5 separate regions of the Homo sapiens genome follow, and all the other regions are linked to region 5. A link is an interaction called in ENCODE POLR2A ChIA-PET data of the cell type or tissue named here. Cell type or tissue: HepG2. All regions are shown on one strand.

Region 1 (4,000 bases), 88 kb before region 5:
AATTTGCCAACAAGATCAGGAGGGAACTAAACTCAAAGATATGTTGTCAATGTGCACAGTGTCCATGCCTAGAACTTGGTAAAATTGCTCCCTTTAAGGTACTGGCTACAATTGAATGTGAACCTAGAATGAATGTCAGTAGGTTTCGTTAGGCCATGGGGCCCATCCTGCCTGACACCCAAATCTCACCTCACGCTGAGGTTCCTGGGATTGGGATTGAGTCCAGAAACAATTGTGCATCTCTAAGAGATTCCCACTGTACAACCAAGTGGCTTCCTGCTGAAGTATTCTCCAATCAAGTGGTGGGTCAGTTCTGAAAGGAGCTGACCTGTCATGTTAAGGGGAATGCTGGTTCAAAGAGCTACACCTGGGCTGCACCTCCACCTTCAGAGCTGCAGACACCTGGGCCACACCTACACCTTTACAGCCTCATACTTATCTCAAGGCTCCCCATAACCCAGGAAAAGTAAGCAGAGGTAGCTAAAAGACTGGATCACCTGTCAACACAGTTGGGTCATCTCTCAGTGCATCAACTAAAGGGTATTTTCTGGGCAGTATATAAACTTGGATTTTAGAATACCAATCCACTGCATTCTTTAAATATTGTCTAGAAAATTGGAAAAATAAGACTGGGTGCGGTGGCTCATGCCTATAATCCCAGCACTTTGGGAGGCCGAGGAGGGTGGATCACTTAAGATCAGGAGTTTCAGATTAGCTTGGCCAATATGGTGAAACCTTGTCTCTACCAAAAATACAAAAATTAGCTGGGTGTGGTGGCACATGCCTGTTGTCCCAGCTACTTGGGAGGATGAGGCAGAAGAATCCCTTGAACCTGGAAGGCAGAGGTTACAGTGAGCCAAGATTACGCCACTGCACTCCAGCCTGGGTGACAGACCAAGACTCTGTCTCAAAAAAAGAAAAAGAAAATTAGAATAATAAAAAAGAAAAGGAGGAATTATTTTTCTGAGTGCCACTCAGAAATAGGAAGTTGATTGTGTTTTAGTCACTGGAGTTAAAATAAGTCATTAATCATCCTCTTCCCCTGTCTTTTAAGAATCATCATTACGGTCATGTGTCACCTAATGAGGATACATTCTGAGAAATGTGTCATTAGGCAATTTCGTTGTTATTTGAATGTCATAGATGTACTCATACAAACCTAGATAGTATAGCCTACTACACACTTAGGCTGTATAGTACAGCCTGTTGTTCTATAAATCCTATATAACATGTGACTGGACTGAATACCATGGGCGATTAAAACACAATGGTAAGCATTTGTGTATCTAAACATAGAAAAGGTACAGTAAAAATACAATATAAAATTTTTTTAAATGGAACATCTATTTAGGGCAGCTCCATTATAATCTTACGGGACCACATTGTATATAGATGCAGTTCATCTTTGAGCAAAACATCATGATTTGACACATGATTTACTTTAAAGCAAGTAAATGACTGATATAGTAATAGGCAGAAAGTTGGTCATTGAATGGCTAGAGCTTTTCCTAAAAAAAAAAAAAAAAAAAAATACAAGGCCAAGAACTGGCTTTTAAATTTTTCAAATACTTTCTTTCAGAAACAATAATAGGGCAATTCTTTGCCAAAGGCAGACGGCATCAAGTTCAAAAGGAATAAAGACTTAATGGCTATGCCCCCTAGAGTCAAAGAAGATAAGCTGCAGGAAAGATTATTTTGGGGGAGGAGGAAGTTTAGGGGAAAGATAGTGACCCTTTTACATTTATTATGGTAGCATTATCTTCAGCAAATAAATGTCATCTGCATTTATTTGCTGAGGGTTCAGAGACCCTGGCAGCAGTCACAGAAATCCGTTCTAACAAGATTAAACATTCTCAAAAATAATTTCTCAAGTGTGGAACCTAGGCGGTCTTCCCCTTAACATTAGGTATAGGTTCTGCTTGTCGGGCTCCTGTTTTTCATCTTTTACTGTAGGAAAAAAATTCCAAAATTTCTTTGACACATGAAGAGCAGATTTGAAAAGCTGCAGTTCATCTGAAGTGTTTTAGGTACAGCAGAGGAGGCACCCTGGGGCCTGATTATTGGGTATTGTGGGAGCAGCTCATCGTCTCTCTGGCTCAGCAGGCTCACACCACTGCCTGTCAGTGCCCAGGATGACAACTCACTGCAAAGAGCCAAGGGCCCCCTCCTGGGAACAGTCAGCTCCCGGAGGCTTGGGTCTGTTTCTTCTGCAGCTGGACATTCACATCCAGTACAGTGTTTACAACAGAGATAGCACTCAATAAATATTTGTTGAGTGATGAACAAATGTATGCATGTCAGCTCTTGGGCAGCAGCCTGGAATCACTTCTGAGGTTTTTGGTTCAGGATCTATACTGACTTTTCCAGGATGTCCTTTGATCGCTGGGTGTTGACTTCTGCAGTGCAAATGTGGTAAATGAGTCCTTCCTCAGAGCAATTCTCAGGCATGAGGAGGTACAGCAGGCCGCTGTGAGGAAGTTTTAGCTGTGAACATCATGCCTTTCTGTTCCTGGGACTGGCCACAGTTCCAAGAAACATCTTAGGCAGTTTTCCAACATGGCGAGGTTGATGTCTTCACTGTCATTTCATTTATGGTGCAAAAGAAAAGTAGCCAGGACATCACCCTGAGACTGAGACCTTTGGAGCCACAGAGGGATATTTTCTGGAGACAGGAAGGCTCTCTAGAGTCATTGTCAAAAGGCAGTTTGTTATTATAAGTTCTTGTCAAAGATTGCCTAGAATTTGTACGTTATACATAACCCAGAAAAGAAAACACAACATCCAGTTTGTATCAAACAAAGGGCAGCTAAAAACTGGCTTTTCATTTGTCAGAGTGCTAAGTATCCTGTGGATTTATCCTCAGAACAAAGTTCTGCTTATACTGCAAATATTTATTCTAGTAACAATGAGTACAGCAGGATATAGGGCCGTAGAATAGTTTGCACAGTGGAACTTTATTTGAAGAAGTGGGGCATGTCCAGGTAAAGTTTGCATATGATAGCAGATTTTCCAATCACGTATTTCCCTTTCCCTCTGGACAAGGTGACATTTGGGGGGAAGTGTGGTAAAATTTGGGACAGGCAAGGTTGCCTTTTAATCTTTAATGAAGGTGCCTTGAAAATGGCCTAATTCTGGTTGCTTGTAGGTATCACTGACTGACAGGTTTACAGAATGTCCCACAGATATACTATGCCCCTGACAGCCCAGGAGACAGGGATGTTCCTAAGCCCCAAATATCAAGAGTGAAGGCTGCTCTTTGGATACGTGCTAATGCAATCCTAAAACAGGGGGAAAAGAAAAAGGAAAAGAAGAAAAGGGGGAATGTGGAAGCAAGAAAAAATAAAATTAGCTGGGCGTGGTGGCGTGTGCCTGTAATCCCAGCTACTTGGGAGACTGAGGCAGGAGAATCTCTTGAACCTGGGAGGCAGAGGTTGCAGTGAGATGAGATTGCACCACTGCACTCCAGCCTGGGTGAAAAAGTGAGACTCTGTCTCAAAAAACAAAAACAGACAAAAATAAAAAACATAAGAAAGAGAAAGAATGAGGAGCACTTAGAAAAGGAAGCGGAGTTCATTAGTTCATTGGGGAGGGGAATAAAGGCTTATGGAGGAAAGTGTCAGCAGCTGAGGTCCAAATAGCACAAAAAAAGAATTTGGCAGGGAAAGGGGGCACTCAGACAGCATTGTGTTTGGTGTTTGGGTACTTTGTAATGGAAAAGCAGGCTGTAGCCTGAGGCCCAAGATCAGGTCAGGCTAGGGAACAAAGGCAGCATGTAATGGGTATGGTGAGTCAGCATGAACCCAAATCTAGATTGACAGTAGAGGTCAAATTCAGGGAAGAAGGCAAATGACCCCAAAGACCCAGATATGTCTTCTGGAAAAAGACAGCTTGGTCCAATGCAAAGACCCAGATGCAGAAACATTGCAATAGTGTCAAACGTGAGCCAGCATGGACAGCAAAGACGATCCCCTGCTACCGCAGTCTGAGTCTGTTCAGAGAG
Region 2 (4,000 bases), 190 kb before region 5:
GGAGACATTAAAGCTTTCTGTACAGGAAAATGGCAAAATGAAAACAAACGGTCTTGCTACACCTAGAACATCAGAGTTGCAAAGAATAAACATACCCTAATAACCCAGAAGAAAGATGTTATCCAACTAAGTTCTCTCACTAAAATTTAATTTTGCATGTTTGTTTTTGAATTAAAAATAATATCATGGCCAGACATGGTGGCTCATGCCTGTAATCCCAGCACTTTGGGAGGCCAAGGCAGGCGGATTGCTTGAGCCCAGCAGTTCAAGACCAGCCGGGGCAATATAGTAAAACCTCATCTCTACAAAAAAGAGAAAAATTAGCAGGGTGTGGTGGTGCACACTTGTAGTCCCTGCTACTCGGGAGACTGAGATGGGAGGATCACCTCAGCCTAGGGAGATCGAGGCTGCAATGAGCTGTGATCCTGCCACTGCACTCCAGCTTGGGCAACAAAGCAAGACCCTGTCTCAAAAAACATATATAAAAAAATTAGCCAGATGCAGTGGCTTATCATGAGGCTGAGGCAGGCCTGTTTGAGCTCTTACCACCCCTGAACAATCCTTTTCAAAATCTCACCTGGGACCTAACAAGATGGCAGAAGCTGAAGACAATGTCACAGCTACCTCCCTTAACTGCTGCTGGCAGCAAAGGACTTACTCTAGAGGTCTCCCCAAAGCAAGCACCTCAGACCCCCCTTATTCCACTGTAGTTTCCTGGGACACAGGATCCTGCTGGCAACATCAAGAAAATTCTGACATCCTACTAAAGGCTGTGGGACATGTTCCTATTATGAAAACAAAGAAGCAGGCAGTAGAGTGAACTCGAACCATCCAAAGACTCCTTGACTTCATCAAAAAAGTTCCTTAAACTTGCAACCTCAGTTGTTTATTTATGTGAGTCAGGCTTTTGCTCTTTCCCTGGACCAGGAATTTGGAACCTTCTATGAGTGTTTCAGCAGTGATGGTAAACTAGTTCTACATTACTGCAAATCTCAGGCATGGGAATGAACCACAGAAAAAAACAACTTGCTACTTAAAATGAATTTTCACAGAGGAAATAGTTCTGAAAAGTTTTGATGCTTTGTAGCAAGAGCCTTAACAGATATGACCTATTCAGTATGTGTCCACTATGACCTATGCTAATGCCTAAGAAAACATCCACAGCATGAATGGACTCACAAAAACGTGATTTGTATTAATATACAAATCATCATAAAAGACTGACATCAGAGCAGACCCACCGTTCCTATACATTACTATTCTCATTGCCACAGATCTGCCTCCAAGGTTGAAATGGAGACTAAGACCATATAAACTTCACTACCAGTTCTCAAAATGACCATAATTGTTTTTTGTTTTGTTTTGTTTTGTTTTTTGAGATGGAGTTTCGCTCTTGTTGCCCAGGCTGGAGTGCAATGGTGCGATCTCGGCTCACTGCAACCTCCGCCTCCCAGGTTCAAGCAATTCTCCTGCCTCAGACTCCCGAGTAGCTGGGATTACAGGCATGCACCATCACGCCCGGCTAATTTTGTATTTTTAGTAGAGACGGGGTTTCTCCATGTTGAGGCTGGTCTCGAACTCCTGACCTCAGGTGATCCGCCCGCCTCGGCCTCCCAAAGTACTGGGATTACAGGCGTGAGCCACCGCGCCCAGCCGACCATAATTGTTTTAATGGTAAAAGTTTATTAAAGGGCTTTTTTTTTTTAACTATTCAGGGAACTTCAGTTTGTTTGGGATATGGGATGTTTACATTTATACCCACTGTGTTACCTTCTTGTAAAATAGTCATATTGACCTGCTCACTGAATACCTTAAATAGTCCAGTAGAGGGCAGCCCTGCTGGCAAAAAGGGTTTTACATCTTTACCACACAGTAACAGGAGAAAAGACTGTTTTGTTAATTTTTAGCTAATATCTAGTCAGGAGAGCAAGCATGTTGGGCAAACTGGAAGACTATTTCAGAGAATATACATAGTTTAAATTTATTCCATTGGGATACAGAAAAAAATTTTATAAATTCTGGACAAATGACTCATATAACTCTTTTCAATCCTATCATTTAATATTTCTTGAGTTCCAATCATATAACTATGGTGTTACTCTGTCATTTATTTATATAGTATCAAAAGAACTAAATAATCCCAGCAACATCTTTGAGTGTTTCACAATGCACTTTCCAACTTGAAAGCAATCAATAATTGAAAAACAGGCCAGCATGGTGGCTCACAACTGTAATCCCAGGACTTTGGGAGGCCAGGACAAATGGATCACTTGAGCTCAGAAGTTTGAGACCAGCCTGGGAAACATGACGAAGCCCTGTCTCTACAAAAACTACAAAAGTTAGCCAGGTATGGTGGCACACACTTGTAGTACCAGCTACTCAAGAGGCGGAATCAAGTGGGAGGATGACTTGAGACCAGGAGATGAAAAGTGCGATAAGTTAAGATCATGCCACTGCACTCCGGCCTGGGCCACGAAGCCAGACCTCATCTCAAAAAAAAAAAGAAAATCAACCTTCAATTTTACGTCTATTTCATGACATGACTAACAGTACCATTTTTACTGATGCTACTAGGCTGTAATTTCCTAAGGTGTGATTTGACTTTTTTTTCTTCCTTCTATTTGTAGTACCATATTGATAGAGGCTGGAGGCAGACAAATACCTAGGCAGATAGGGTAGAGTCCCCGGTGAAACCTCACCTTCAAGCCTAAAGCAACCTGAAGGCTGAAAGACTGGACTGCTGGTCCAGGTTGAAACCCGTGACCCAGAGGGAGAAAGTCTGTCCCAGTTTGCCCACCGTTTCCTGACTGATTCTTTCTGAATAATGCCCTAGGGTGGAGCCACCAGGAATTTGTGCCTCATGCAGAGGAGAAGTCTGCACTCTTCAGCTCCTGTGTGGTGGCCCTGGTATTCAATTTGTGAGGTAGAAACCTGCCTGCAGGACCCCTCTCTTTGCTGAGCTTTCCTTTTGCTTAATAAATTCCGCCCTCCTCATCCTTCAATGTGTCCACATGCCTAATTTTTTTCTGGTCATGAGACAAGAACCTGGATTTAGCTGAACTAAGGAGCAAGAATCCTGCATCAATATCTTTTTTAAAGCATTATAATAAATTGAATGGCATGTACAAACAAGATCTAAGGTATGTACTAGAATTCCAAGTATTTATTTTCAAAGGTAATGGTGTGAATGGTATGATTTTATTGAAGGATTTGAATTATATTTTAATCCCTTAAAGCCCAGAATGCAATTTATGGCTACAGGGATCTGCCATACATTAGCCTCAGGGGACGCTAAGTAACAACTAAATTTATAGTGATGAAATCACTGTCTAGTTCTCATTTTCTACCCAAACCTATGAATTTTTGAGTCCCCTTACATCAATGTCTTTATGTAATTAATATAGCTAATAGCACTAGAATAATACTGACAAGTTGAATTACATAACATTATCTTACAAGATTATAAAAATTTGCAATTATGTTGAAAGCTGGAAAGTGTATCAAGTTAAATAAGTTGGATATGAAAAAAGACTTATCTAATTTTGTCCACTTAGTTTACTTAAGTGAATATATTTACACGCATGTATTTAACAAGTAACAAAAATATGTTAAATTTGGGTATTGTGTTTACCACTGAGGTTTCAGATGATAGAATATTTGCTACCTCAACAATATTTGAGTTCTTTTTTTTTTTTTTTTTTTTTGAGACCGAGTCTCACTCTGTCACCCAGGCTGGAGTGCAGTGGCGCGATCTCGGCTCACTACAACCTTCGCCTCCGGGTTCAAGTGATTCTCCTGCCTCAGCCTCCCGAGTAGCTGAGACTACAGGCGTGCTCAATCACGCCCAGCTAATTTTTGTATTTTTAGTAAAGATGGGGTTTCACCATGTTGGCCAGGATGGTCTCGATCTCTTGACCTTGTGATCCGCCCACCTTGGCCTCCCAAAGTGCTGGGATTACAGGCGTGGGCCACCATGCCCAGCCTTTTCTTTTGGACCTAA
Region 3 (4,000 bases), 150 kb before region 5:
AAACCCCATCTCTACCGAAAATACAAAAAATTAGCCGGGCATGGTGGTGGGCACCTGTAGTCCCAGCTACTCAGGAGGCTGAGGCAGGAGAATGGCGTGAACCCGGGAAGCGGAGCTTACAGTGAGCCGAGATCATGCCACTGCACTCCAGCCAGGGGGACAGAGCGAGACTCCGTCTCAAAAAAAAAAAAGTACCTATTTTGCAAGGCTGAGATAAAAATTAGAACAGCATTTGGCCACAGTATACTATAAAGGTGTTGGCTATTATCCTTATTCCAAAGACCATTCATTTAGAAAAACAAAAACTAGGCTTTGTATCCAAATAATATAATTAAGTTCAGTTACTTTCTGCATCAAATAGGAGACAGAAAAGTTGACCATGACAGGACAGGGGAAAATGTGCAGCTTTTCACAGCTAGAGCAATCAACATGAGGATAGTAAGATAAGCAATTTTTAATTTTTCTAACAATATTCTTTGGTAGCGTTATAACATCTCCAATGCGTACACATCTGTGTACACACACACACACACACACACACACACACAGAGGATCCAAAATCAAGGTAAAACATTCTATTTCCTGGCTCCCTGTTGACCTGGGAAAACTCCAGTTCATCTTGGAAAACCTAGTTCAGCTATCATCTCCACTGAGAAGTCTCCCCTTTTCCTTCCCTACTCTGTGCCTGCTCTGCACTTTTTCTCTATTTCCTAGCAGATTCCACTGCTGCACTGATTATACCATCCTGTAATATATTTGCTCATATACCTTCTTCTGTTCCACCATGCTGTAATTTGTTCATACACCTCTTTCCTGTGGTGAACTGTGAGCTCCTTAAGAGCAGGAACTCGCCCAATCATTTCCAAATTCCGAGTACCTTGCAAAACAGACACTAAGTAAATACATGAATGAATGAATCCTTAATAACAAATACCTTCACAAACAAGCAGAAAGCTGTATTTGGAGGCCACTTATCCAAAAGGTTGGTTATTTAAGTATCTTCAATTCTAAACAAAAATTAGCAGATCAGTTGAAACTACTGAATCATCCAATTCTTTACCCTTCAAAATGGGAAACATCAAAAATACGTAAATAAACATATTCCAATAATAACAGAAGCTAAACTTTAAATTAAAAGAATTAAGGCACCTATGATGTCAGGAAAACAGAAACCGTCTGAAAGCTTTTTTCTAATGAAACCAAAAATAAACATGTAAGGAAGGCACCACAGGATTTAACATTTACAATGTCTCCTTTTTCAGAAAATAAATAAATTACAATCAAAAGTCAGATGAAAATATATACTCTATTGAGGGATGAAATTAAGACTGAGCCACATTTTAAATCAATCACACAATGCTCTTGCAACAAAGTTTTCTAAAAGACTGTCATGAGTCAACTAAAATTGGGCTAATTTTTAGAAATTTAACAGTTCTTGACAATTTTTGGCATTTGCTTAGTACTCCATAGGTTACAGGCCTGTATTCTGTTACTGTGGAAGGTGTCCCCTCCTCCCAGCAAAGACACAGGCCTCAGTTGTACTTTGGGTCCCATCCCAACCCCATCCTTTTAGGAACTCTGCACAAACCCTTTTCTAGTCTATATTCAACCACTCCCTCTCCACTGAGCCTTCCCATCAGCATTTAAACATGCTGAAATCAAACCTATTGGAAACAGTTTCTGTCTCCGTTTTCCTCACCTCCCACTGCTCCCCATCCCACCCCTACCTGCAGATCAGCATCTCTTTCAAAGGTCACCAGTGACCTCCATGTTGCTAAATTCAATGATGGTTCTCAATTCTTCTCTCATAGGAGCATTCCACAGTACTGACTCATCGCCTTGCAGGAACATCTGTTTCTGGCTGTCCTCTGACCTTCCTGGCCACTCTTGTCTCCTTGACAAGCTCAACCTCCTCTGCCCAGCTCCATCCCAGGCCTCCTTCTCTTCTTATTCTATAGCCTCCCCACAGGCAATCTCACCCATACCCATGGTTTGAGCTCTTGCCTCTACATGGAGGTCTTCAAAACGGTAAATGGCCACCCCAATTCTCAGCACAAAACCAGTACCTCAATAAAGGCCTCAAAGGCAGCTCCAGCTGAACACTTCCAAAACTAAAGTCATGCCCTTCCCATATCCAGAACCTAGTTCTCTACCAGTTAAGCCCCAGCTCAGTGAATAGCACACATACCTCTTTAGTTGCATAGGTCTGAAACCTAGTAATCACTTAGCACCTCTTTCTCCCACTCCATTTACTATTTATCACCATATCCTGACAATTTTTTATCTCCATTTTCTCAGTATTTCTGTTTATCATATATGGCTCTTAAAAGGATCAGATGAGATATGCTAGCACTTTGAAAAAAAAAAACCTTAAATTTGAGTATTAGTATACATTAACTGAAATCTCTTTGAAAGCAGTAACTTTGGCAAGTTCATCTTTTTTATTTATGCCACATGGTACCCCTAGGACGGTGTTTTGCATGCAGATGGCCATTAAGTAAATATATTGCAATGTATTATTTGAATTGGCTTCATACATGTTCAACTGAGACATTTATATATTTTTAACAATCTATATTTCCCAATCCAGCCATCAAAAAATGATCTCCTAAGATGATGAGACTTTTAAGTTAAATGACCCTGTGAAGCGTATGCTACAATGGATACTTTTGAGTCATTATGATGCTCGTTGTTTTAAAAGCCTATCACCCTTGGCCTAGCTTTCCTAAAAAAAATCTAAATCCAATATTCAAGCCCAAATCTCACATAAAAGAGTCTTACTCCCCCTTACAGTTCATTTTGAGTGGGAGAAAGTATTAGAGGACTATTTAAGCTTTAAGTACCCTGAAGGCAGACAGAATGACAACTTGTAAAGTTGCCTATCTCATTTTCGTATCTTGCAATGAGAGCCGGGATGACATTCTGAGTATGAAATACACTGTGCAATGAAAAGAATTATTGTTGCTGACAACTTCCCAAACTCTTGCATTATGTACATAATTGCAGGCTCAGATTTCAAGACTGTCCTCTAGCAAAATCTCACCACATCAATTCAAAAAACAGCTCCCTAGACTAGATTTCCATCTACATCACAATCTTGCTCATAATCCTCATTCACACAATACTTTTCCTTCATCGTACCTATCAAACTTGCAACCACCTATCCGTTTGTATGACCATTTGCTTCTTGTCTATTTTTCCCTCTATTCACAGCTGTATTCCCAGCACCTAATAAGGTGCCTGACATATCACAAAAATTAAATGGCTCTAGGTGAGTCAATTAATCAAATGAGGAATGAAACAGTCACTTAACTGGAACCAAACAGCAGGGAAACACAAAAGCAAATGAAACAGACCTCGAGGCTTTAAGATCTGATTCTCACCCCAAACCAGACAGAGGATGATTTTCCCCTTATAATTTGTGCGTTCTTCATTTCTCCCATTCTTCCTTTCTTCCTTCAAGGAGAACATTTTAGACCCTCAGAATATTTAAGCTTTAAGTCACTGAGTCTAAAGCCTTACAAATTCAGTAACTGAGATCCAAAGATACGAGGTGACTTGTCACCTTGACCCTTAGGTCCAATGGACCACTCTGCCCCACACCCAATGTCATCCTACAAAACCAATATTTTTATACAAAAGAGAAACCAGGAAAAGTCTAGAGAGAAAACGCATGCGACAATTAGAAGGCTTACTCATCCCCAAGTGTGAGGAACTGCCCAGAAAAATGCCAGAAAACAAAATCAAGTCTGTGCAAAAGATTCCCATGTCACACCACCTGTCCCCTATAATACCCTTCTAATACACTTTCAGGAGCAACTCATCAGCACCCTTAACTCTCAGAACTAATTTGGGGAAACAAAATAGGTTGATAAACATGAAAGAAGGTATCATCAAACTACAACTCTCCTGGCCACCCAGACTAAAATCCACTGTGGAAACTATTCAGCCAGCCACCAAGGAGAGGCAGCAAAATATAGTGCTTAGATTTCAGAGCTCT
Region 4 (4,000 bases), 96 kb before region 5:
AAACGACAGACTTTTCTATAAAAATTTATGTGGGACACAGTTAATGTTTTAAGTCAAGCTTACACAGCATGTTATTTGTGTAAACAGAATTAACGTTACAACAATGCTTCAGAAAGCATTAATTACTTTATATTTCTTCTTATTAAAAAAAATCATGGCTGGATGCGGTGGCTCGTGTCTGTAATTTCAACACTTTGGGAGACCGAGACAGAAGGATCACTTGAGGCCAGGAGTTTGAGATCAGCCTGGGCAGCATGGTGAAAACCCCATCTCTACAAAAAATGAAACATTTTAGCTGGGCATGGTGGCAGCACCTGTAGTCCCAGCTATTCAGGAGGCTGAGGTTGGAGGATCACTTGAGCCCGAGGTCAAGGCTGCAGTGAGCCATGATCATGCCACTGCACTTCCACCTGGGTGACAGAGCAAGGCCCTGTTTCAAAAAAAAAAAAAAAAAAAAAGAAAAATATCAAGAACAGACAAAAGTCATAACCATGTTGACCATTCCTTATTAATTCTTCAAGGTGGTTCTTTCTTCTGGCATATCTAAAAGTGGTTTTAAATATTTACACAGTGATCTTTTTGCTGACTTTTGCAAGGGGCCTAATTGTCTAGGAATTGATAAGATATATTAGCCAGGTTTGTGTTTTATGTGTAAGCCAGAGAGGAGAGCTGAAGGAGGCTTCACTCTTTAATCTATTTTAGGATCACATTACCTAGCATGGCGTACCAACTATCTCTATCATAAAACATCCCAGCTGTTGAATTACCGTCAGCCACACCATAGGACAGTTTAGATTAGAAAATGAAAAAGAATTGTGTGTCCAGTCGAAATGACAGGGAGGAATCTGATGGCAAGTAAATGCCTGTTTATGGAAGGCAGTGCGCTTTCCAATCAGACAAACCTCCTCTGTCCAAAAGTGCTGAGACAAATGTGTGCTTCTAAACAGTGGGTCGATTTTGTTCCTGGATCCAGCATACAAATGTTACATTTTAAAAACTGCATTACTAGATCTAGGGGAAACTTAGTGCAGGCTTCTCCTTTTAGGAGAGCTGGGCCATACACTGTCCTAGACTCCCACTCCCTGCCCCTTTATATTCTATTACGTGCTGAGAGAAAATAACTTCGCCCTCCTTCCCTTTGTTTTTCTTTCAGAGCAAATGAAGTCAAGGGCAGTTCTGGGGGGCTGGGTGGGGACAGGTGGAGTCTGTGCAGTGCAGGAGACTTTCTTTAATGTTACAAAAGTAGCCCTGAGCTAAATGGCTCTGACAACAAAATTAACTATCCAAACCAGGTGAGACTTGTTTTTCCATTCATGACAGAGCAGGTTGGAATTCATTTCAGTTTACTAACCCTCTGTTTATATTGATTTATTTCAGGAAAATGAAATAATCTTTAACATTTTGACTTTTCCAAGCAGTTTCATAGAAATTTAGGTCATTCTCACGAGTGCTTTTGGCTTTTAAAGATTTTTTTCTGAGTATAAACATAATTCGTATTAGAGATCATTGTGAAAAAAATTTAGAGAGAATCAAAGAAAATAAAAATTACCTTTACTACTATTCCCATACAGAAATAACTTCCCTCGATCCTTAGATTTACATATTTATTTATTTATTTTGCAATTCATTATCTAATTTATTTAGTTCCTCAGAGTTCCTACATTTTAGTTTCAAAACATCCCTTTGAAGAAGGTAGGTCAGGAAGTGTTATATCAGTTTTGCTGACGAGGAAGCTGATGAAACGTTGTGACATGTCCAGAGGCCCACAGAAAATCAGTGTCGGACCTCAAGCTGGCCCCACTGTGGCAGCCCTGGAACACTCAGAGTTGCTCTTCTTTGTAATCAGTTTCCTTGCTCTGTGGCTTCTGCAACCAGGGCTATGTTCCTCAAAGGTGAGGGGGAATTTTCTTTTTTTCTCAATGGTGACAGTATCAGTTACTCCTTGTTAGAACCAGGTTCTATCCTTGCAACTTTACCTACTGGCTAAAATTTCACTTAGTCCCCAGACCAGTCTTCCCTGTGCTCTCTCAGTCATTTGTGGACATGCACAGAGCAGGGAAATATGTGAGCTGAGGTCAAACGCGTTGGCACTCTGTATTAGTATTGTTGCTGTGGTTGCCATTGCCTAATAATAAATGGCATGGCCTCTCAGAGGATTCAGCTTATGCAAGAGATTCCGACTTACAGGAATAAGAACTTCTGCTGCAGACGCTAGGAAGCTGTCTCAGAGTTTTTGATGGCTAACACCTTGGCACCCTCCAGAGCACCTCTGTCCTCCTCTGATTGCAATTACTCACCTGTTCCAGATTCTGACACCTGTTACCTGAGGCTCTCTGTCTCATGCCTGGTTCTCTCGGAAGCATCAGGACAGTCCATGTACAAGTTAGGGCAGGCTTGTTTATGGTTTTACTTTGGGAATGTTTATGTCAGAGTCCTAAGGGGCCTGGCCATCAGCCCTGCTTTCAACATGGTTCCTTTCAGGAGATGTAGGGTAACCCATGCAAGCATGTCTCCTGTCCTGCTTTGACACCCAGGAGTTTCTTAGGTGTGTGTGCAGATTAGACCTCAATGCCTAATAGTATTCTTTGAGAGAAAAATGTTTACCTCTCACGACTTGCTGCTAAGAAAAAATGCAAATAATTTGTGCAGAAGTCCCAGAATTTCAGTACAGTGAGCTTAGATGATTCCAAACATGGATAGATTCGCTTAGTCCTTAAAAAAACTTAGTTTCAAAAGAACACTCACTTGATAAAATATCTAATGAAGGAGGGAGAATATTTAGAGAAAGAGTATTTTTTCTTTTTTCAGGAAATACTAAAGCTTATTTTTTTCTGAGAAATTCCAAATGGGACTGGTGACAGGCATCTAACATATAATAAAGTAGTTCAGTTGGTTATAAATAGAAGTTTTTATTTAATGTGGATTGCAGTTTCATAATAAGGACAGTTATGTTGCCAACCAAAATAACCGTAACTAGTAAAAGATAATTGATTTCCTATTAAATTACTCTAGGAAAATAAGAGCAAAATAACTTAGGAATAAACAAATTATATTCATTTTGATACTTTTGTTATGCAAATAATTATTTATGCTTAAAATATATGTCTTTATTATAACTCTCAGTTCAAAAATACAATATGAAAAAGATGTTAAAAATCAAACACTGTGGAAAACCAAATTATCATAGCTGACAGACTGTAACCACCACTCTGATGAAGCCAAAAAAATGTAGTTCAAACAAGGAACTCCTAAGAATTGTCAATAACTATCTATATCAATCTCAACCATAATAAGAAATATGCAAATGAAAACCACATGGAGATGCTCTATTTTTTCCACCCATAGATTAGCAAAAACCTAGGAGTTTGACAACATGCAATGCTGGCAAGGCTGGAGGAAACAGGCTTCTCATACGTGGCTGGTGAAAGTGTAATACAGTGATTTGGCACTATCAAACGTAATTACAGTTGTAGCTACTATCTACTCCAAAAATCTCAGTTCTGGGTATGTGTTATGCATATGTACCAGCACACATAGGAAAACACATATGTTCAAGGTTATTCACTGCAGTGTTGCTTGAAAGAGCAATGACTGGGAACAACCCATGTGTCTAATAAGGGAATAGTTGGTCAAACAAACTACAGTACTTCTGTATAATAAAATACTATGCATCTATCAAAAAGAACAAGGGGACAACATGAATGAACTTTGAAAGCATTATGTCACCTGAAAGAAGCCAGTTACAAAGGAGCACATATTGTATGATTCCAGTTGCATAAAATGTCCAGAAAGGGAAATCTATGGAGTTAGAAGTAGACTGGTGGTTACCTTGGGCAAACGGATGGGAGTCGGGTGGGGAGGCTGGGGAAAGTGATGGTTAAAAGGTATAGGGCTTCTTTTGGAGGCAATAAAAATGCAATAAAATTGATCATGGTGATGGATGCACAACTCTGTAGATCTAGAAAAAGCCACTGAATTGTACACTTCAAATGGTGATGGT
Region 5 (4,000 bases):
CGCCATAAGCTGACCTGGGCACTGAGGGGATGTCAGTAAACAGGAAGGACAAGGTCCCTGCTCATGCTGGGTCAGAGAAGAGTCCTAAACCCGGCGAACTGTGAACTGGACGTATCTCACCAGGGAGGACACTTTCTTTCTTTTTTCTTTTCTTGAGATGGATTCTCACCCTGTCGCCCAGGCTGGAGTGCAGTGGTGCAATCTCCGCTCACCGCAACCTCCGCCTCCCAGGTTTAAGCAATTCTCCTGTCTCGGCCTCCCGAGTAGCTGGGACTACAGGTGCCTGCCACCACACCTGGCTAATTTTTGTATTTTTAGTAGAGACGGGGTTTCACCATGTTGGTCAGGCTGGTCTCGAACTCCTGACCTCAGGTGATCCACCCGCCTCAGCCTCCCAAAGTGCTGAGATTACAGGCATGAGCCACCACGCCCAGCCGGCACTTTCTTTTAGAGATTATTTTATAATGAAAAGGCCATTCAGGAAGCAAATTAAAACCATTTCTCTTAGCATGAAAATTTTTTGGAATTTCCTGATATGGAATTTCCAGAATTTCTAGTCCTGAATCATGTGCAAAAGCCTGTCTTCCAAATAGATTTCCCTCTACAGCAAAGGAGCATGATTCTAAGCATGAATAGAAATGAGGAACCATTCTCCTGTCCACATGAGTTTTCGTATGACAGATTCATCCCATTTTGAAAATGGCAAAAAATCCTGCACTAGTATTTAAAAATTTGTTGTTGATATGACCAAAGGCTCAAACTATCTAAGTATTAAAAGTATCTTTATTCACTAACAAATGTCCTGTTCAAGCAGAAAAAAATATTTCCTCTAGCTGTATATGGCGAACTATTTTACACAGTGTCTCCCAAATGGGCTGGCTGTGAACAACAGTTGTCACATTTTGTGAAAACACCACCTTAAGTTATTGTGATGTTTAGTAAGAGGGTCTAATTATTATTATTATTATTATTATTATTATTATTATTTTAAGACAGAGTCTCACTCTGTCTCCCAGGTTGGAGTGCAATGGTGCGATCTCAGCTCATCGCAACCTCCACCTCCCAGGTTCAAGCGATTCTCCTTCCTCAGCCTCCCTTGTAGCCGGGATTACAGGTGCCCACCACAATGCCCAGCTAATTTTTGTATTTTTAGTAGAGTCGGGGTTTCACCATGTTGGCCAGGCTGGTCTCAAACTCCTGACCTCAAGTGACCTACCTGTCTCGGCCTCCCAAAATGCTGGGATTACAGGCGTGAGCCACTGTGCCCGGCCGGGTGTAATTACTTTTTGAAGCTTTCTTTTGTTTTTCAGAGCACATGAATAATTCTAAACTTGTTCATAACCTGTAAAATGATTTTGCCTTCATAGGCAAGGAAAATTATTAGATGTCTTATAGTCATCTCCAACCTTATCCTACAGTCATCTGTGTTTTTATTTACCACAGATACACCAACATTCATCGCCATAAATAATACTTTTCTGTTGCAAATTTGATGCCACAGGCAAAAGAAAAAAAATAAACGTCTTTAAAATATTTATTCTCACAATAGGATGGTCTCTTATCCTTCTTTATGCCTTATTACAGCCAAGTCATTTATTTTTATTTTTTAATTTTTTTTTATAGTCAAGTCATTTTAAAACAAGAGTCTCGTGCTCTGGAATGCCATACTTTCCTTTGTGTTCCTCAAACAATTTCCTAAGTTCCTCCATATAGGTCTGATGTAACTCCTCAATCTGCTCCTGGGTCGGGTTCAGAGTCTGACGAACAGGGATCGGGCGGCCAACTGCAAATCAGGGAATACATCATACGTGAGGAACTAAAACCACTCCACCACAGACCGCCGCCCCTAATGCACAGCTGTGAACACAACTGCCAATCAGAATCCCTCCAGCCTGCTCACTCCAATCCTTGTTTCCTTTCACTGGCTGCCTGCAGTGGTCACACCACTCCATCTGATAACAAATAAAGAACTTTCCTCCTCAGCAGACACTGGATTGTCGGGACCCTGGTGGTTTTGACTTTGAGTCAAATGAGCTACTGTGCTGACTGCAGCTGGGAGGTGAGTGGACATAGCTGTGTGTCCACGTCACCAGCTTCCTCCCTCTGGAACAGTTGACAGCCAGACCATAGTGCCCTGATTATTACTGACTGTGAATCCTCACGTCACGTGGCAGTCCTCTAGTCTGACTCTTCTTTTTGAGACAGAGTCTTACTCTGTCACCCAGGCTGGAGTGCAGTGGCACAGTCTCAGCTCACTGCGAACTCCGCCTCCCGAGTTCAAGCGATTCTCTTGCCTTAACCTCCCACTGAGTAGCTGGGATTACAGGCTCCCACCACCATGCCCGGCTAATTTTTTTTTTGTATTTTCAGTAGAGACGGGGTTTTGCCATGTTGGCCAGGCTGGTCTTGAACTCCTGACCTCAAGCTGGAATTACAAGGGTGAGCGACTGGCCAGGCCCAGTCTGCCTCTTTTGAGTGTCTTTCTAAACAATTAAAAAATACATATCTTCACAGCTAAGTATCTGTATTAGAGAAATACACATAAATGACGTGGATTCCATTGTTTGTAATAGCGGGTAACTGAAAAACAGCTAACGTCTCAATAGAAAAACTGTTAAATAAACCATGTAATAGTCATTCAATAGAATCCTAGGCAGAAATTTTTAAACAATGAAATAATATAAATATGTGTACACATACACAAATACACACAGATGTCTAAAATGTATTAAGTGGAAAAATAATTTGTAAAATAATACAGTATGATCCATTTTTGGAAAAAATGTTTATATTCCTAGAAGTATTATACGTTTTTAGTGCATGGAAAAAAGTCCGGAAAGAGAGAGAAACATAAAAGTTCCTTTTTGGTAAGGACGTAGGGATGGGGAAATTTCACTCTAACTGTGTTATATAAATTTTCTACAAATGAGAATGCATTTGTGTTTTTCCAAATACACTAATTAAAAACAAATCTGGCAACCTCTATACATATTTTAAAAGGTGTTTATATAACATCTCACTTGTCTCTGATTTTTAGAAAATACAAAAATTCCCATGGCTTTGGCTCTTGCACTCGCTGCGCCACCTGCTGGTCGGATGCTGCTACTGATGCCAAGGGTTGAAAATGTACAGGATGGCCGGGCGCAGTGTCTCACGCCTGTAATCCCAACACTTTGGGAGGCTGAGGCGGGTGGATCACCTGAGGTCAGGAGTTCGATACTAGCCTGACCAGCATGGCGAAACACCGTCTCTACTAAAAATACAAAAATTAGCCGGACGTGGTGGCGGGCACCTGTAATCCCAGCTACCCGGGAGGCTGAGGCAGGACAACCTCTAGAACCCAGGAGGCAGAGGTTGCAGTAAGACCGGATTGCGCCACTGCACTTTAGCCTGGGGGACAGAGCAAGACTCCGTCTCAAAACAAACAAGCAAACAAACAACAACAAAAAAAAGAAAATGTACAGGAAGTTCAATGAGGCAGCAAACTGCTGCCTCTGACCTCATTAGCTTGGGCATGAGGTCAGGTGGGCTCTAGGTAATGAATGGGACCCACAGTAGAGCGACCTTTGTCCTATCCTGAGTCATCCCATGTCACATACGAGGTTCTGATTCATGTCAGTAAGAGTAGGTGGTTAGCTAAGCAAAATATGAACAAATGTTAAGTCACAGAGAAGGAAGTGATAAATGACATCAGTATGGGAGCTGAGGGGGCACAGAGGACACACACACATACACACATCCTTACTGCAACATTAATATTCTCAAATTGCTAAGAATTTAACCACACATAGCCTTGAAAAGCTCATGTGGTTTTCTTTGATAGCTTGGATGTCACATTTATACATAGTAGACATAAGTCCTGTTTAACTCAACACAAAGAACTGGAAACAACCATCTCACTGTCAATTGTGGCTGGAAATATGGACTAGCAGAGGCCAATGTAGTGATGAGGTGGAACTGGGAGCGGGAGTTGCACAAAAAGCACAAGGCTGGGCTGGGT

Evidence for each region. Peaks named below come from ENCODE experiments on the same cell type or tissue, not always from the same donor. Only the 100,000 strongest peaks of a DNase experiment are listed, where the experiment ranks them.
Region 1: POLR2A ChIA-PET joins it to region 5 with 98 read pairs; 11 of 35 experiments call an interaction of 5 or more read pairs at or near these places.
Region 2: POLR2A ChIA-PET joins it to region 5 with 23 read pairs; 10 of 35 experiments call an interaction of 5 or more read pairs at or near these places.
Region 3: POLR2A ChIA-PET joins it to region 5 with 14 read pairs; 16 of 35 experiments call an interaction of 5 or more read pairs at or near these places.
Region 4: POLR2A ChIA-PET joins it to region 5 with 44 read pairs; 11 of 35 experiments call an interaction of 5 or more read pairs at or near these places.

What each region holds. Positions count from the first base shown.
Region 1 is chr2:222,795,145-222,799,144 of GRCh38, reverse strand. No RefSeq gene overlaps it. Among named protein-coding and RNA genes, the nearest start is that of ACSL3, 64 kb to the left of the region's middle. RefSeq lists enhancers at 2,737-3,659, 3,660-4,000. In HepG2, CTCF peaks have their summits at 1,659 (motif pointing left) and 2,152 (motif pointing left); DNase peaks (open chromatin) are centred at 1,634, 2,234, 2,914 and 3,764; H3K4me3 peaks cover 1,482 bases.
Region 2 is chr2:222,901,648-222,905,647 of GRCh38, reverse strand. All of the region lies in intron 3 of ACSL3 (acyl-CoA synthetase long chain family member 3), which reads right to left. It also overlaps the pseudogene ATG12P2. Among named protein-coding and RNA genes, the nearest start is that of ACSL3-AS1, 16 kb to the left of the region's middle. In HepG2, a CTCF peak has its summit at 1,831 (motif pointing right); DNase peaks (open chromatin) are centred at 1,847 and 2,227.
Region 3 is chr2:222,862,343-222,866,342 of GRCh38, reverse strand. All of the region lies in intron 1 of ACSL3 (acyl-CoA synthetase long chain family member 3), which reads right to left. Among named protein-coding and RNA genes, the nearest start is that of ACSL3, 3.3 kb to the right of the region's middle. RefSeq lists an enhancer at 1-71. In HepG2, a CTCF peak has its summit at 3,980; DNase peaks (open chromatin) are centred at 852 and 1,822; H3K4me3 peaks cover 4,000 bases.
Region 4 is chr2:222,803,973-222,807,972 of GRCh38, reverse strand. No RefSeq gene overlaps it. Among named protein-coding and RNA genes, the nearest start is that of ACSL3, 55 kb to the left of the region's middle. In HepG2, a CTCF peak has its summit at 1,798; DNase peaks (open chromatin) are centred at 1,752 and 2,072; H3K4me3 peaks cover 1,395 bases.
Region 5 is chr2:222,707,519-222,711,518 of GRCh38, reverse strand. It overlaps MOGAT1 (monoacylglycerol O-acyltransferase 1), which reads right to left. Exons shown (of 6, transcript NM_058165.3): 6 at 1,589-1,783. The coding sequence ends at 1,629. Among named protein-coding and RNA genes, the nearest start is that of MOGAT1, 38 kb to the right of the region's middle. RefSeq lists enhancers at 1,695-1,989, 1,936-2,125, 1,935-2,229. In HepG2, a CTCF peak has its summit at 3,078 (motif pointing left); DNase peaks (open chromatin) are centred at 1,868, 3,088, 3,568 and 3,918; H3K4me3 peaks cover 915 bases.